2 separate regions of the Mus musculus genome follow, and region 1 is linked to region 2. The links are chromatin loops, found by intact Hi-C in ENCODE. Cell type or tissue: gastrocnemius. All regions are shown on one strand. Each heading gives the region's core, and the rest is flanking DNA. Links, peaks and the distances in the headings are about the cores only. Region 1 holds the start of Rabac1 (Rab acceptor 1 (prenylated)). Region 2 holds the start of Zfp574 (zinc finger protein 574).

Region 1 (8,792 bases), core at 597-8,596, 100 kb before region 2:
GGAGATGGCTCAGTGAGTCAGGTGCTAGCAGCCGAAGCCTGAGGACCTGAGTTCAGATCCCCTGGGCCCATGTAAAGAGCTGGTTATGAGGACATGGTCTGTAATCCTTGTGCTGAGCAGGCAGACACAGGAAGATCCCTGGTCTTGCTAGTCTTGCCAAATAAGTGAGACCCAGTTTCCATGAGGGATCCTGTTTCACAAAGCAAAGTGGGGATTTGCCAGACGTGGTGGTCCAGCACTGGGGAGGCAGAGGCAGGGAGCTCTCCATGAGTTTGAGACCAGCCTGGTGTATAGAGCGAGTTCCATGACAGCAAAGGCTACACGCACATACATGTGCTTGTGCACTCACACACATGCACAGGCATGCACATAAATGCATCTGTGCACTCACACACATGCACAGGCACGCACATACACATGCCTGTGCACTCACACATATGCACAGGCATTCACATACATGTGCTTGTGCACTTACACACATGCACAGGCATACACATATATGTATATGTACCTATGCATTCGAACACATGCACACATACTACATACATGTGAAGTCAAATGAACAATTTTACTGAATATATCCAAAATAACATTTCTTCCAATATACATTATCCTGATCTGGGGTGGTAGCACCTGTCTGTAATTTAACACTTGGAAGGCTAAGGCACAAAGCTGAGGCCAGCCTGAGCTACACTGTGACAGCTTTGTGAGCGAGTTCCATGACAGCCAAAGCTACACGCACATACATGCATCTGTGCACTCACACACATTCACAGGCACACACAAACACGTGCTTTGCACTCACACACATGCACAGGCACACACATACATGCATCTGTGCACTCACACATATGCACAGGCACACATGCATGCACATGGACTGTCACAAAGCTGAGGCCAGCCTGAGCTACACTGTGAAGTCCAAGCCAGCCTGGGCTAGATGATAAGACTCTCCCCTCCCCCATCTCTCTCTCTCTCTCTCTCTCTCTCTCTCTCTCTCTCACACACACACACACACACACACAGCAGAGCAAACAAGATGATCACTATTAACAAGAGGGACTCTGACTATACCCCGGGTGGTAGAGTGCTCACCTAGCAAGCATAAAGCCCTGGGTTCAATTCCCCAGCACGACAGAAACCAGGCGTGGTGGGCAGCACAAGCCCACCCTCCACCCGAGAACTCGGGAGCAGAGGCAGGTGGAGCAGAAGTTCAAGGTCATGCGCAGTTACACGGAAAGTCAGTCTGGGCGTCCCACCTCTCTCTGTATATGTGATGTGTATGTGTACATATGTGCACAGATATGTGCAAATATATAGCCCTGGCTGTCCTGGAGCTCTCCATAGAGACAAGGCTGGCCTCTGCCTCTTGAGTGCTGGGATTGGAGGCATGTGATGTGCCACCTGGGGTATATATAAACATAAGTAATGAGTATCGTATACCTCCTTCACATGGACTCTCTGAAGTCTACTGTTTCGCATTCAATCTCAGTTATGTGTACGTGTGTGTGTGTGTGTGTGTGTGTGTGTGCATGTGTACATGTGGATACCCGTGGAGGCCAAAAGAGACTGCCAGATCCTCTGGGGCTGGAGTCACAGATGCCCAGAGTGGGTGCCTGGAGCCAAGCTCAGGCTCCTGGAAGTGCTCTTAGCCGCTGAGTCATCCCTCCAGTCCTTGGGTTTTCCATTCTGCACATACACCTCACACCGGCTTTGCTTCAGGCACACAGCTATCATGCTGGGCCGGAGGCTTGGATGACCGAGGCAGGATTCCACAGCACTGCTGGGTGCCCTGTGAGCTCATGATATAGACCTGAGAGGGCGATGTTGTGGAGGTGTGTGTGTGTGTGTGTGTGTGTCTGTGTGTGTGTGTGTGTGTGTGTGTGCATGGCAAGGCTTGGGTGACCCCACTCCCTGCTCTCCGGTTGCCTAGCTGTGTCCCTCAGGGCTCCCAGAAACATCACCAGGGTCTCTGTACAGCCAAATCTGCAAGCTCTACTAACAAGCCAATTTAGCCAGCCGCATGCTTGCTGAGCATGTATGCACTGGGCACCACGGAATGTCGGTAATCCCAGCACCGGGGAGGTGGAGGCAGGAAGATCAGGAGTCCAAGGCCAGCTTTGGCTATGTAGTGAGTTTGAGGACAACCTGGGCTACATGAAACCTATCTCAAAAAAAAATTTACTCTCTCATGCTCTTCAAGAGAAAAATCAAAGCTTCCTGCGACGTCCAGGCTCCCTCACCAAGCTTCTCCAAGTCACAGGCCAGCTGTGCTGCCTCCTCACTGCCTCTGCAACGGATGCCTTGTCTGCCCAGGACAGGCTCCTTAAAGGACCTGCAGCTGCTCCCCAACTGTTCGGGTTCATTCACATTGGGAGGGTTGCTCTGGCCATAGTCCTCTTCCTGCCTTCCCTCCCTCCATCTCTCTTTCTTTAACAGGGTTCTCACTATATAGCTATACCTGACCTATGCCTACAGACCTGGCTCTGTAGACCAGGCTGGCCTCAAACTCAGAGATCCACCCTACCTCTGCCTCCTGAGTGCTTCGATTAAAGGCATGTGTGTGTGCCATCACCACCCAGCTGACTTTTTTTTATTTTTAATTATGCTTAGGTGTGTGTGGGGGGGGGGTGGGTGGGTGTGTGCAGTACAAGTGCGTGCTGGGAACTGAACCCAGGTCCTATGGAAGAGCAGCCAGTGCCATCTGGGGCTGAGCCATCTCTCCAGCCTCAGACCTCGTGTTTTAGTAACCCCTCTCCTTACCTATAAAAGAGAAAATACCAGGAAAGTATTGGCCAAATAGCAATTGTAACAGCTTTATTTCCAAAGACAAAAGCCCCTCCCTGGGTTTGAGGCCTCAGGTGGAAGGCTCGGAGCTGAGCAGCAAGGCCAGGTAGGACGAGAACAGACAGAGATGGGACAGCCGGCCGGCAGGAGAGGCCGGCAGGTCCTGGAGGACACTTTACACAGGTTCCATCTGCAGCTCCTCGCCATCTGCAGGCTCCATCTGGTGGAAGGCAGCGTGGGAGCCTATGAGTACCAGCGTGGCTCCTGTAGGGGGATGGGTGGTTCAGGCTGTGCTCTTTCGCCTGGCTCCCAGCCTCACCCTACACAGACCCTGTACTCACCCAGGACCCAGAAGACAGCAGAGCCAGCACCGGCCAGCCAGAAGAAGGGGAAAGAGACGCCACCAGCCAGGGCATACTGATGTGCTGGGCTCACCTCCCGGCCTGGGAACAGATGGTGTAAGGTAGCCGTTCCCACCCGACCCTTTCCCACAAGTGTCCAGGGTCACTTTCCACCCATCTAGTGTCACAGACTCTGGAACCTTCCATGTAATAATACAGACTCCTCACATCAGTGTCTCCCATACCTGGCCCCTACCCTGCCTCCCCAAAGCCCCCTGTCCCCATAACAACCTTCCTCTGCCCCACCTCTGCTGTCTAGCTTCACCTCTCCCAGGAGCCCTCAGGTCACTTCAGACTAGGGCCTGATGTTCCACCCTGGTCACCGGGAGTCTCAGGCTGGTGGCTCCACAGTCAAATCTGACCTAAGGATTTTTGTCCCCTTTTTTCCTTTGTTAAGATTTATTTCTTTGAATTGTGTGTATATGCCCTGCACGCATACGTGCCCAAGATCAGGTGCCCATGAGGAGGTGGCCATGGGCACCCACCTGACTTGGGTGCTTGGAACCAAACCAAGAACAGTACTCAACTGAGTACTCAACTGCTGAACCATCTCTCTAGGCACTTATTTTGATTTTTTTTTTTTTTTGACAGGGTTTCTCTGTGTAGCCCTGGCTGTCCTGGAACTCACTTTGTAGACCAGGCTGGCCTCAAACTCAGAAATCCGCCTGCCTCTGCCTCCCGAGTGCTGGGATCAAAGGCATGCGCCACCACCGCCCGGCTAGGCTTATCCTGAACTTGTAGCAATCCTCCTGTTTTAGCTTCCCAAGTGCTGGGATTAGAGGCACAGGCCAGCTTCTGGTTTTAAGGATGTGTTCTTTGATGCACCTTGCGAGAATTTGGTTTGTGGGGGCTGGAGAAGGTGACTCAGGAGTTAAAAGCACGTATTCTTCCAGAGGGCCCGCATTACACATTTTTTAAGGCTAGGGCATAGCAACACACTCTTTAAACCCTAGTACATATATATTAATTTCCTCCACCCCCGCCCCACGCTCTCCTATGCCTGAAAAGTGTGTATGTCCTAGTGACCACTACCTGCAGAAGCCAAGTTCTGACCTGCTTCAGTCTATTTCTTTGCCACAGCCTATCTTTGTTTGGTCCTTAAGCTTGCTGGGCTATGAAAGACTTATTTTAAGTCTCCTCGGAAACTTTTGGATTCCCCTCATTGGGTCTTCCCTGACACCTTTCTTTCCAGTGGTCCTGGTGACAGTCTGGGGCCACCGGACTTACAGATCTCAGCCTTCCCCTCTGAGAATCATCAGGGCCAAGACTTGGGAAGGAACACGGATCTAGGCCTGCATGAGGTCGCCACCTGGTGTGCAGTGTGGGTATCTGCAGCTGATGCGTTCCGTGGGGGGGGGGGGGGGGGGTTGAGTGGAATTGGATTAAGTCATTTACAAGAGACAGAGGTGCCAGGGCTTTGGGGTCTCTCTGGGTTTGGGAAGCTGAGACTGGAGGGGAGCACCTGGTGGGTCTAAGCCCTTAAAGACCAAGTTAAGTGACTCTAGTGGACAGCTCGGTGGGGGCCGTCTTGGGTCCCAACTATTCGGAAGTTTGCATTCCGTGAGACCACGATCAGAAAGGCCCGAGGAGCCATTTGGGCAGGAGATTTCTTACCAAAGAGTACAAGCTTAGACTGCAACGTGCGCAGATAGAGAATGTAACAGGCGCCAAAGAAGACAGCCAGAGCCACCAGCAGCATGGGAGATGTCACCCTGGAAGAGTGTGGGAGACAGGAGTTAGGTATCCGAGGCTGCGTCAGCCAGGCCCCTCTAGCTTTGGACACAGACTGAGGTTACGTCCTTCTAGGCCAGCGAAGGCCACATCCTGGTCAGGTGAATGCAGGAGTACAGACTGACCGGGTCCTGTAGTGACAAAGTGGGCTAACTGGTCTGGGCGGGGCCTGGCAGCCGGGGGCGGGGTCTGACTATCGAGGGCGGGGCCGCAGAGGCACTCACACGCAGTACAGGATGAGGCCGAGAAACACGAACACGTAGTTGCTTTGATAATACTCCACGTTGCGTACCAGGCGCTGGCAAAGCTCTCCCACATTGCGGGGTCGCGAGAAACGTTGCTGGTCCACGAAGGTGCCCCAGGGCCGGATGGTCGCCCGGCGCCGCTCCAGCCACTCTCGGCCTGCGCCGGATGGAATCAGCTTGGGCAGCAGGGTCCTAATGGGCAGGGCAGAGCAGAGCAGCTGAAGGGAGGGAGAGGGTAGAATCTGGACCCCAGATTCTAGCACACCTGGTCCCAAGCATGACCTTGAACCCCTAGGAGGAAGGGTCCTGAGAGGGAGCCAACAGGACTGAGTCCCTCCCAGGACCTCTGAGGAGATGAGGGACTCCTGCATCTCGGATCTGGGGGTAACACCCTGCTTGCTCACGTGGCGCTCAGCCCTTCCCCTTCGGCATCCTTCTGCTGGTCCTTCTGGGCCGCCATGTCTGCACTGCAGTGGATAGAACCGCTGTAAATAGCCCGGAGCCCAGCAGCACCTAGGCGGCCCCACCCCAGCCGGGACTCTTTGGAAGTGGCGTCGTTGGGAGCTCTAGAGGGCGGTAGTTGTTCCTCCAAGCATTGTGGGTGTTGTAGTCATCGTGGCGTCAAGAGGCAGGTTTGCCTCGCAAGACATCTTGGGAGATGTATGCTAAGAGCTCGTCGGGAGCCTCTAGGCATTGTGGGAATTGTAGTTTCAGGAGGCTCAGCGTGGACTACAGCAGGTGGACTGTCAGGACAGAGGATTTTGTGGGAGTTCGAATGGCAGAAACGTACTTCCGTGGACCGTGCAGAGCTGTCGTTCTGGCTCGAGAGAGCTTAATAAAACATTGTTCGAAAACTCAGATATTCTGATTCTAACTGGGCAAGTCTGGGAAAGAGTTCATTTACTTTTTCTTTCCTAAAAGTATTTACTTTGAAAGTGAGACAGGAGAGATGGCTTACTTGTTTCTCTTTCAAAGGATCATAGCTTGGTTCCCAGCATCCACACCCAGTGCTTCACAACTGCCCGAAACTCCAGCTCTAGCCAATCAGACATACTCATGTGCACATACCCACACTCAGATACACATGATTTAAAAATAAATGTTTGCATTTTAAAAGAAAAGATTTACTTTTATATGTTTATGCGTGTGTGCCACCAGAAGAGGGTTTTAGAGCTCCTGGAACTGGAGTTACAGGCAATTATGAGCTGTCTAGAAATCATGGGTGCTGGGAACGGAACTCCTCCGGGTTGGGATTTCAGTATGGGCCACTCAGCAGGAAATTGTGTCTGGGTTTCCCACTTGGGGTCCAGCATTGCTTCAGATCAGTGGAGGACTGCAAATGTACAGTTAGCCTAAAGACTAAAGAGGGACACCACAAGGCCAGAGTACTGGAAAAGACAGAGAACCTTGGAAACCAGTTTGGCGGCAAAAGTCAGCTGGGTTTGACTGCTATGGGAACCAATTCAGTTTCTTTAAGAGGACTAAGCAAATTCTTTCTATTTCATGACCCTCAAGTCTCTGCTGCCCTGGTGGGAGTCGGGGCTTCGGGAGAAGGCAGTGGAGAAGGCAGTGGGATCCAGAGGCAACACTGTTGCAGAAAGTGGCAAACTAATTCAAAGAATGTAAGAAATTTGAATACTGGGATTTTTAGGATAGGTGTCTGGAAGCTGGGAAAGGAGTCCTTTGGGACAGTGGAAGCGAGGACCCTGAGGTAGAGATGTGATGAGGCAGGGGGTACTTTCAGGTTCCTGAGGGAGGAGGCTCACGTTAGATGGGTTTTGAGTCAGTAGGTAGTAGGAGACATCCGAGAAGGCTGTGGGAGATGGGACTTGGCTCTGAGCTCTTTCCTGTGCTTCCCAGAGCAAGTGGCACTGGGAAAAAGCCAGAAGATATTAACAGGAACTCGAGACCTTGATCATAATGCCGGCTGCATGACTTCAAGGGGCCTCCCCCACTTCTGTCCTGTGCTGAGTCCCTCTGTCAAAGCGGATGCTCCTTCCTGGTGCTAGGTGATTGAAGCAGAGTATGTGGGTGTCCCAGGAGAGGTCTTGGCCCATGCAACTCCTCCCTCCCAGGATCGTCTTGTCCTGAGATCACCAGAGGTCACAGTACAAAGAGCCCCAAGTGCTCCAACCCTGAATGGCTGATCCTCCCCTCTCTGCCTCCCACCTGGTGGGATTACAGGTGGTCACCGCTAGAAAATGGCCAGCTTTATTATTTTTTCTTTCTCTACCATGGCTCTGTAGGCAAGGATAGTATGATCTTGAACTTCTGATTTTTGTTCCTAGTCCAAGAATTCTGTAGGATCACAGATGTGGCCAGGGGTTGGTGGCACATGTCTTTAATCCCAGTACTCAGGAGGCAGAAGCAGTTGGATCTCTGTGAGTTCACGACCAGTGTGGTCTACAAAGTGAGCTTCAGGACAGCTAAGGCTACACAGTGAAACCTTGTCTTAAAAAGAAACAAACAAACAAACAATAACAACGAAAGGATCACAGGCATCTTGTCACCTTATTTATGCAGGGCTCAGAACAAACCCAGAGCTTTTGTAGGCAAGTAGTCTGCACCAGAGCCACACCCCCAAGCATTTGATTATTTTAAAAGCTTTATATTATTTATCATGGTTTTGAGAAAAGGGGGACTTGCAGGCATGCAGGCATGCACACATGCACACACAGAGGCACAGGGTGTGTGGTGTTAGGGTCTTACTATGTAGCCCCAAGCTGGCCTCCAAACTCCTATCCTTCAGCCACCACCTCTGGGAAACTGGGCTTAAAGGCATATGCACCACACAGCAGCAGTGTGGTGGTTTGAATGCATATGCTTGGCCCAGAGGGTGGCACTATTAGGAGGTGTGGCCTTGTTGGAGGAAGTGTATAGTGTGGGGGTGGGCAATGGGAGATAATCTCTCCCGGATGCAGTCAGATCAAGATGCAAACACAACCCTCAGCTCCTTCCCTAGCACCGTGTCTGCCTGCATGCTGCCATGTTCCCTGCCGTGATGATACTGGACTGAATCTCAAAACCTGTAAGCCAACTCCAATTAGATGTTGTCCTTATAAGAGTTGCCTCGGTCATGGTGTCACTTCACAGCAATGGAAACTCTAACTATAACAATCAGTTTGGCTCTGGTGTGTTGGCATGGGACACACTCACTCATAGACGCCCACAGCATCTTTGCCACAGACCTAGATCCCTGCGCTGGGAGGCTGACCGGCCCAGTGCCCTCCTTCAACCGGCATGCTGGGAGGCTCAACTCCAGGGAAGGGGTTTAACTGTCCAATGGTTAAATTAAAAGGATTGCTGCTGCCACCTAGTGGCAGTGAAGTGGAATAGATGGGGCTTTTCCTCCACCGTTGGATACAAAATGCCCAATGTATGCTTTGAAATTAGGTTCTGGGTTTCTATTAAAATTAAACAGCCAAAGAATGCCAGTGGTGGTATATGCCTGTAAACCTAACACTTGAGAAGGAGATATATGAAGATCACTGAAAATATGAGGCCTGCATGGTCTACATTGCAAGACCCTACTTAAAAAAATTAAATTAAAAAAAAAAATCAACCCTGAAAACCATGCCATGGAGATAGTGGTGCAGTCCTTTAATCCACGCACTCTGGAGGCAGAGGC
Region 2 (8,792 bases), core at 232-8,231:
CGCCGGCGGTGGCCCCCAACTAATCCAAAACGGTGTCTCCCCAGCAGCGGGGAGGAAGGACAGGTGGAAAAGCAAAGGGCGGGCCAGGAGGGGAGGAAGGGGAAAGGAGAAAATGGAGGAGAGAAGGGGAGAGAGGAGAGGGGGAAGGAGCAAACGGAGGGGAAGGAGGGAGGAAAGGAGGAGAGGAAGGTGAAAACGGAAGGGAGGGGGGCACAGGCAAAGCCGGGGGAGGGGGAAGCCGGCCCAGGAAAGGGCCCCCGCCCCCTCCCCTAGCCGGGCCGGCCTGGGGGGGGCACTGGGGGTGAGGACTGGGTGGAGAAAAGAAAGCCAGCCATCGGGGGGAAGTGGGGGAGGGGAGGGCCTGCTGGGGGGGAGGGGGCCGCCCCCTTCCCCCCCCTCCCCCCAGAGCCTTGGCCCTGCCCTGGATGAGGCTAGGGCCGGGAGTCCTCAACCCCTCAGTCCCCACGGGAAAAACATGCTTGAGGGCCAGGAGAGGCCGGTCAATGAAGGGGCTAGCGAGGACAGAGCAACTGGCAGCCCTGGTGAGACCAAGAAGGGAGGCAGACGAGGTGGCGAGATGAGGTGGGAGGAGAGGATGGAGAGAAGCAGGTGGAACGGGAAGGCGGAGGAGGGTGGGGTGTCCCGGGGCCCGCCGGCTCTCGGTGGGAGGGCCTGGCCGCACACTCTGGTCCCCTGTGAGCGGCAGCCGCTGGCGGCTCCGTGTCCCCAGCCGGGCCTGCCTCCTTGCTGCCGGCCGCTACTACCGCTGCCGCCACTGCTCCTTCTCCCCTCCTAGGCCGCCGCCTGCCCGCCCGCCCGCGCTGAGTCCTGGAGCGCGGGGGGGTGGGGTGGTGGTGGTGGTGGTGGTGGTGGTGATGGTGGTGGTGGTGGTGGTGGAGGGGAGAGATGAAGGGAGGGAGGCAGGGAGGAGGGCGGGCAGGAGGGAGGGAGGCAGGCAGGCAGGGAGCAAGGAGGGAGGGAAGCAGAGGAGGGGGAGATCGTATTGGTCGGGCTGGGGGGCCCTGCGAGGAGAATGCTGATGAGAAGAGCGAGCTGCATTGGATGAAGGGCCAACCCCCGGGGCCACCCCCTCCAACCACACCATGCCACCGCCCTGCCCAGGCAGCCCAGGATTCTGGAGCCCATGGAGCTGAGAGGCATTGGTGGGGAGAACTGAGGGAAGGGCCTAGAGATGGGGAGAGAGGACTACAGAGATGGAGAAAAATGCAGGGAAAGAGACAGCCAGCCATCAAGACCCAAGAGAGGTGGGCCAAGGCCCACAAACTCCACAAGGCCAAGGAAAGCCAGCCATGGAAAAGCAAGCCACCTGAGGACAAGAGAACAGCATATAGGACACAGAGGTGTTTGAAGGTGGCAGAGGCCAGAGACAGAAAGACTCCTCAGAATAGGGAGCCATACACAGAAGGAGCAACCAGGAAGCATACACGGGGCCCAGTAAGCTAGGAGAGGTCTCCTGATGGAGACAGCCCCATGGGTACAGGAGACCCACAGAGACAGTCACGTGGCTCATAGACATGAGAGGACCACTGAGGCAGGCATGGCAAGCTGGGAGACATAGAACTGGGAAGCCTCTGGAAACGGGCTCAAGATGTTGAGGGGAGGAAGGGATTCTCCATTGTGCACAGAGAACTCCTGGGGACCCGTGGAGATGAGTGGGAAGCCAGAAGAGGCCCTCATCTTTTAGTCACCTGAGCAGTGAGGCAGTGGGAGGGGGTGACAAGATGGCAGAGCTGAGAGAAGCACCCTTTCTTAAGGAATACTGCCGTCTCCCTGAGAAAGCCCAGAAGGGCAGGGGGATGGAACAGAAAATCCACACAGATCTTCAAGTGGGGGTGGGTGGTGCAGGGCTGGGTGTGTGTGTTGGGGGGTGAAATTTGGGGGGAAGGAACATGACAGTTGGCGCTGAAGGCTGAGCCCGTGACTCACCACCACCCCCATGCTCGTGATGGGGAGGAGACACTGACACTCTCACGTGCAGCCCCCAGCACATGTGACCACATGCCTCGCACACACAGTTGGCACGTGGCAACTCAGAGTATTGCAGGTCTGGCTTGGTGAGCTCTGACTTCGTGGGACATGCCCAACAACATGTGACATAATATATCTGACCCTGTAGGACCACCAAACTTGTCCATGCCTCTTTATCCTTCTAGGGTTAACATCCACAGTCTCCTTAACACCCACATTCCGTTCTAGCCAAGCCTGAGGCCAGTACTTCATGCCTGCCTCTCCGTATCTTTGCTGATCCAGGGATGGTATTATCCACCCTCTCTAAACATAATCTGTCCCAAAAGGTCCAGTCCAGTGCTACCACAGCACAGTGTCTGACCCGAACAGGTTTCCTCTGCAGAGAAAGGACGTAGGCAGCCCAAATTAAGTTGGGATGCCCGAGCGGTTTTAGAGAGAGGAGCCTGAGAAGCTAAGCTGGGACCTCAAGAGGGAAAAGGGGGCCTCAGCAGGAACAAAACACTACCTGCAGGCCCAGAGCCTGCCAAGAGCTCAGTCTGGTCTGCACTTGGGCTCCTACACAGGCGATTTCACCCCAAGGGCAAATCCAAACTACACTAGCAAACAGCTAGGCCCAAACCTTAGGGCTCACTACCTCCTACCTTAATCTTTTACTTTAAAAATCTGCTGTCTTCCCCTTCCCCCTTTCCCTTCCCCCATCCTTTGCTTTGCTCTTCCTGAAGTCAACCATTCACCCTTTGATCCCAAACAATCCACCCACCGGGGAACTGAGTATAGACCTAGGGAACCATCTCTTGGGGTGGAATGATGGCTTTCTTCTCTCCCCGTGGGAACCTGGACACATGACTTCTCCCGGCCTGTTTCTTAGCACCTCATGGTAACTGTCTCTGAGAGGACTGGTAGAATTAAATAATGAATGAAAAGCACTGGGCAGAATTTCCATTGTCACCTAACACACTTGGATGTCAGTTACCACTAGGCACCTCAAGATACTAATCAGATACTAAAAGTAAGTCCTCGAGCCATGTGTAGTGATGCATGCCATTAATCCCAGCAGGCAGACAGAAGCAGGGGGATCTCTTGAGACCAGCCTGGACTACATACGAGTTTCAGGGTTACATAGAGATGCTGTCTCAACAATTATTTTCTTTTTTGGGGGGGGGGTGTCAGACAGGGTTTCTCTGTGTAGCCCTGGCTGTCCTGGAACTCACTCTGTAGACCAGGCTGGCCTTTAACTCAGAAATCCACCTGCTTCTGCCAAGTGCTGGAAAGGTGTGTGCCACCACTGCCCAACAAAAATTAATTTCTATATAGCAGTATTTACTTAGTGTCTCGAAAACCCGGGACAAAGACTAGCATCCCTTTTCAGAGATAAAAACAAAAACAAAAGCCGGGTATGGTGGCGCACACCTTTAATCCCAGCACTCGGGAGGCAGAGGCAGGTGGATTTCTGAGTTCAAGGCCAGCCTGTTTTACAAAGTGAATTCCAGGACAGCCAGAGCTATACAGAGAAACCCTGTCTCGAAGAACTAAAAAAAACCAAAACAACAACAACAACAACAAAAAAAACTAAACCTGAGACAGAGTGGAGTTGTTTTGCCCAAAGTCACAGCTAAGAAGTACCAGGGCCAGGATAAGCAGCCTAGTTAGAACATGTAGGTATACTTGCTAGGGAGTCCAGTAAGAAGACATCCAGCTAGACATCCAAAGGAGGGCACACACATGGTGACAACTGGAGACTCAGACCTACCTGTGGTTCTGTGTTCAAACCCCTCCTAGTTTTTCTGAGCTTCAGTTGGGGAAACGGGGGACAGTTTGACCAACCAGATGCACCTCTGATAACTCCCTTAACCTTGGCTTCAAGAGGGAGCTTCCTGAAAACTGTGGTGTACTTGTGTGGAGTCCAAATATGGATACTGGATCTCTTCAGTCACTCGCTACCATATTACATTCAGGTGTGTGTGTGTATGTTCATGTATGCACACTCTGGTATATGCAGAAGTCAGAGAACAACTTACAAGAGTCAGTTCTCTCCTTTCACCCTGTGGATCCCAGAATCAAAACTCCAGATCAGGCTTAGCATGTGGCTTTACGCGCTGAACCATCTCCCTGGCTGGCCTGGAACTTCATGTTTTCCCAGGAAATTCTTCCCATGCCTAGGGGTCCTTAACTGTAACTGTGTGGAAGGGCAGTCACCTGGAAAGATACCTTTAATGCTCAAAACAGGAGAGGCCGAGTCAGGCGGATCTCTGTGAGGCCAGCCTGTTCACAAAGCCAGACCATGCCTCAAACAAAAACAAGAACAACTGACTCGATCCACTACAAATCCCATAAACTTCCTTCTTCAGGTCTTCCACCCCACACCCTCAGCTTCTTCCAAGGGACCTTACTAACGGGGCTTTTCCTTTCTCCTTCCATTTCTCACTTCCTGTCACGTACCTCTTCCTCTAAACTCCCTCTCCTGACATCTTGTTTCCATTCTACTCTTCCTCGATTTCCCCGTTCATCCTCTTAATAGGAAAAAAAAGTCTTAAGCCTTGTTTTGTTCCTTTTGCCCTGTGTGACTGCTGCTGCTTGGTTTCCTCTCCCATTCACGCCGAGTGGTGTCTCTTTTTTTTTTTTTTTTTTTTTTTGCCACTGGCCCTCAGGGATCCTTGACTGTAACCCGCCGGCCTCCAGGGCTTTGCGTGTCTCTACAGCCTACACTGCCCGAATCCCCTACGCCTAGCTTGTCAGGCGCCCCCAAGATGGCGCCTCCAGCTTCGTCCCGCCTCCCGACGTCATCGCGCCCTCTCCGCTCAGCGCTCCCCTTTCGAGCTATCAAAGGCGGAATCCGAGAAGAGGTGGAAGAGGAAGAACCTCCAGGGAGGATTAAAGAGGCGGGTAGTATCCACCTGGAGGCCGACCAGCGAGGGAACATTGCTAAAGGATTGGCTGGGCGCTGCGCGATCCCACCCCTCCGCTCTATTGGTCGAGGCTTCAGGAAACCTGAGCATCGATTGGTCTAATGACAGGGGCAGACAGCCGATGATTGGGCGAATTGTGCAGTTCTTCGCAGCGGCCCAGGCGGAAGGTGGGAGGAGCGTTGTTGAGGGCGGCCTGGGGTGAGAGCGAGGCTGCGGAGCAGGCGAGACGACGGGCGCTAGAGAGGACGCGGCGCTAGAGTGGCGGTGCAAAGGGACCTGAAGCCCGTAGCCCGGCCTGGGGCCGGCGAGACGGCCGAGGCGGGTGAGTCCCCGCCGGAGCGCAGAGGTCCGGCCCCACCCGGCGGCTTGCCTGCGTCATTCGGCCTGCACGATGAAGGCCTGAAGGATCGCGTCCCGGGTGCGGAGAGCGGAGCGGCCGTTGGGCGCGCGGGCCGGGCGGGGGCTGTGCCGGGACGGCGGGTGGGATGGGGGACTGGAGTTGAGTGCGGGGCTGAGTGAGGAGGGGCAGGGCTCGGGCTGCAGGCCGGGGGCCGACCTTGGCGGGAAGGGGAGGTCCCAGAGCTGCCTCGCCGGAGGGCTCTCTGGTTGCATGGGGTATCGGGGCCACGGGTGGGTGCGCTGGGATGGGGATCAGAATCGAAAGGGGACGGTTAGAGGACTCATGGATGCCGGGGTGGGGAGCTGGCCCGAGAAAGGAGGTAATTAACGCAGGGAGGAAAATCGATTTCTGCCTGGAAAGAGCTGAGGCAGAGAAGAGGTTTTTGAGGTATCTTTAGAGCGAAGGGAGGGATCAGGTGTGGAAAACGGAGTAATGCTGACAAGGAAGACCGATAAACGCATGAAAGTGGGGCTTGGAAAGTATTGACAGAGGTCTTTATTTATTCTTACGGGTTTCAATAGGTTGAGCTAGAGGGGAGGGATTGTTTTGTTTTAGATACAGGTAAGTAGGCCAAAGGGAATATTCGAGCAATCTTGGGTGTAGTTGGAGAGACAGAGATGTGTGCTACAGAGAGCAGTCTAGGAATTTTGGGGATGTACCATATTGATAACTCTGGGGGATTTGGGTATCCCCATAGTTGTTTGCTGGTGAGAAGGTTTAAGTATGAAGAGGACCTCTTTTTGCAGGGTTTGAGTACAGATGGAGTTTCTAAGTGACAGACATTGGAAACCCTGAGTGAGATAGGTGAAAGGTTAAGCAATTGTGAAGGATGGGCCAGCTATTCCTGGCCAAGATTACAAAAAAGGAGAAATTCAGTCAGTATGAAATAGGGATCTGAAAATCCCTGGAGTGCGTTAGGATGAATTTGGGTCTTTTCTCAGAGGGGAAAAAAAAGGTTTAGGTTATACTCAGTAGCGGGGTTCTCAGCTGAGTTCATTAAGGTTGGCCTGGACCCTTATGCAAAAAAGGGTAGTGTTGGTTGGGGAGGAGGCACATAGGCATTCCTCGATGAGTTAGAGTTAAGTCAGTGTGAATAGCTGACAGTGTGCTGGGGCAGTAGCACAGCACACTTGGTCTTGGTGGAGAGAAAGGGTGATTGAAAACTCTAGGGGTGTGTCAGAAAGGTGAGACGCATCTGGCTGTGACGGATTAGACTTTGGTGGAGATGGACCTTCCGGGTAAAGGGTAATCCTGTGGTGGGCCTTTTTCCCTTTTGGTTTCTCCATGTAGCCCAGCCTGTCCCAGAACTAACTATGTAGATCAGCCTGGCTGTGAATTCCTAGCAATCTGCCTGACTCTGCCTTAGAGGGCTGGAATTAAAAGCATGAACTGCCCAGCTGAGAAGATCTTGATATGATTAGTTTAAACTTGTTTTAAAGAGTCTGAGTATCAGGAAGTGGTTAAGGTGGGAAAGTATGGAGATGGGTTCAGCCAGTGAGAGAAAATTTGGTAGCCGGGTAACTTGATGTGAGGAACCTGGGCATTGGTGGTTAGCAGAGGTTGGGTGGCAAGACCACCAGTGCCACCAGTTGGCTTGGACACCAGCTTGAGTGGTCTGAGTGTGAAAAGAAGTTTGTGAGCCTGCCAGAAGGCAGAGTCTATGTAGGAGTGCAGCTTGGAGGGACAGGCCATGAGAGTGTTTGAGGATTCTGCAAGTAGCTTGGCAAAGGAATACTGTCCCATGCAGTGGTAAGGAGTCAAAGGACAGTCTGCATTGGAAGGAGACAGGTTCCTGTTTGATGGACAGGGCTTTGGGAACCAGTTTGGAGGTATGGGAAATAGAGAGGATTGAGGTCATAGGAGCTGGTGTTCAATGCAAGCTAAATGAGCTGGGAGCTTTGGGAGAAAGTCCCTGGGACAAGACCATTGGAGAAATTCGTGTTGGCTGTTCCTATGTTCAGGCAAGGAGGATTATTAGGGAGGGCATTGGAGCGGGAAAATGTAATGAAGAAGTTGGATGGAATAAAATACCCCGGAGGATTGACTTGTCGCTGCCTTCCCTCCTCTCAGCCCAGGGCCTTGCTGCTGCCATGACTGAGGAGAGTGAAGAGACGGTCCTGTACATTGAGCACCGCTATGTCTGCTCTGAGTGCAACCAGCTCTATGGATCCTTGGAGGAGGTGCTTGTGCACCAGAACTCCCACGTGCCCCAGCAGCACTTTGAGCTGGTGGGCGTGGCTGACCCTGGAGTCACAGTGGCCACAGAGGCTGCTTCAGGCACAGGCCTATATCAGACCCTCATCCAAGAGAGCCAGTACCAGTGTCTTGAGTGTGGGCAACTGCTCCTGTCCCCCAGCCAGCTCCTGGAGCACCAGGAGCTACACCTGAAGATGATGGCACCGCAGGAGGCAGTGCCAGCCAAGCCACCACCCAAGGTGCCCCCCTTGGGCTCCAGCGCCATCCACTATGAGTGTGTGGACTGTAAGGCTCTGTTCGCCAGCCAAGAGATGTGGCTTAGCCATCGCCAGACGCATCTCAGAGCCACGCCCAACAAGGCTCCTGCTCCTGTCGTCTTGGGGTCCCCAGTTGTTTTGGGCCCTCCTGTGGGCCAGGCTCGAGTGGCTGTGGAACATTCATACCGAAAAGCAGAAGAGGGTGGGGAGGGGGCGGCCGTTCCGTCTGTGGCCGCCACCACCGAGATGGTGACAGAAGTGGAGCTGCTCCTCTACAAGTGCTCCGAGTGCTCCCAGCTCTTCCAGATGCCCGCTGACTTCCTGGAGCACCAGGCCACCCACTTCCCTGCTCCTGTCCCGGAGGCTGCGGAGCCTGCCACACAGCAGGAAACCCAGGTCCCCTCACCCACTGAGGCAGCAGTGTCTCAGCCCGAACCCCTGCCAGCCTCTGATCACAGTTATGAGCTGCGGAATGAGCTGCGAAATGGGGAGGCCATTGGGCGAGACCGCAGGGGACGGAAGCCAAGGAGGAACAACAGTGGAGAGTCAGGTGGGGCGGCCACCCAGGAACTATTTTGCTCTGCCTGTGACCAGCTCTTTCTCTCACCCCACCAGCTACAGCAGCACCTTCGGAGTCACCGGGAGGGTGTTTTTAAGTGTCCCCTGTGCAGTCGTGTCTTCCCTAGCCCTTCTAGTCTGGACCAGCACCTTGGTGACCATAGCAGTGAGTCTCACTTCCTGTGTGTAGACTGTGGCCTAGCCTTTGGCACCGAAGCCCTCCTCCTGGCCCACCGGCGAGCCCATACCCCGAATCCTCTGCATTCGTGTCCCTGTGGGAAGACCTTTGTTAACCTCACCAAGTTCCTTTATCACCGGCGTACCCACGGAGCAGGAGGTGTCCCTTTGCCCACAACACCAGTTCCACCAGAGGAGCCTGCTATTAGCTTTCCTGAGCCAGCCCCTGCAGAGACCGGAGAGCTAGAGGCCCCAGAGCTCCCCGTATGTGAGGAGAGTTCAGCCGAGCCTGCAGCTCCAGGCTCTTAC

What was found. Peaks named below come from ENCODE experiments on the same cell type or tissue, not always from the same donor. Only the 100,000 strongest peaks of a DNase experiment are listed, where the experiment ranks them.
Region 1: it touches region 2 in a loop (6-fold over the local background); 3 of 42 quality-filtered maps call a loop at or near these places.

The regions. Positions count from the first base shown.
Region 1 is chr7:24,966,959-24,975,750 of GRCm38, forward strand. Rabac1 (Rab acceptor 1 (prenylated)) reads right to left here and starts at 5,770. Exons shown (of 5, transcript NM_010261.2): 1 at 5,569-5,770; 2 at 5,144-5,356; 3 at 4,803-4,900; 4 at 3,129-3,230; 5 at 2,792-3,051. The coding sequence starts at 5,624. The coding sequence ends at 2,963. Mir7046 (microRNA 7046) reads right to left here and starts at 3,117; the gene lies at 3,052-3,117. In gastrocnemius, for the core only: CTCF peaks have their summits at 4,481 (motif pointing left), 5,713 (motif pointing right) and 8,489 (motif pointing left); DNase peaks (open chromatin) are centred at 3,011, 4,505, 5,153, 5,754 and 1 more place; H3K4me3 peaks cover 2,251 bases; H3K27ac peaks cover 2,080 bases.
Region 2 is chr7:25,072,170-25,080,961 of GRCm38, forward strand. Zfp574 (zinc finger protein 574) reads left to right here and starts at 4,638. Exons shown (of 2, transcript NM_175477.5): 1 at 4,638-5,313; 2 at 7,366-8,792. The coding sequence starts at 7,386. Grik5 (glutamate receptor, ionotropic, kainate 5 (gamma 2)) reads right to left here and starts at 200. Exons shown (of 20, transcript NM_008168.2): 1 at 1-200. In gastrocnemius, for the core only: no CTCF peak of the experiment used is centred there; DNase peaks (open chromatin) are centred at 301, 694, 991 and 4,939; H3K4me3 peaks cover 4,069 bases; H3K27ac peaks cover 3,806 bases.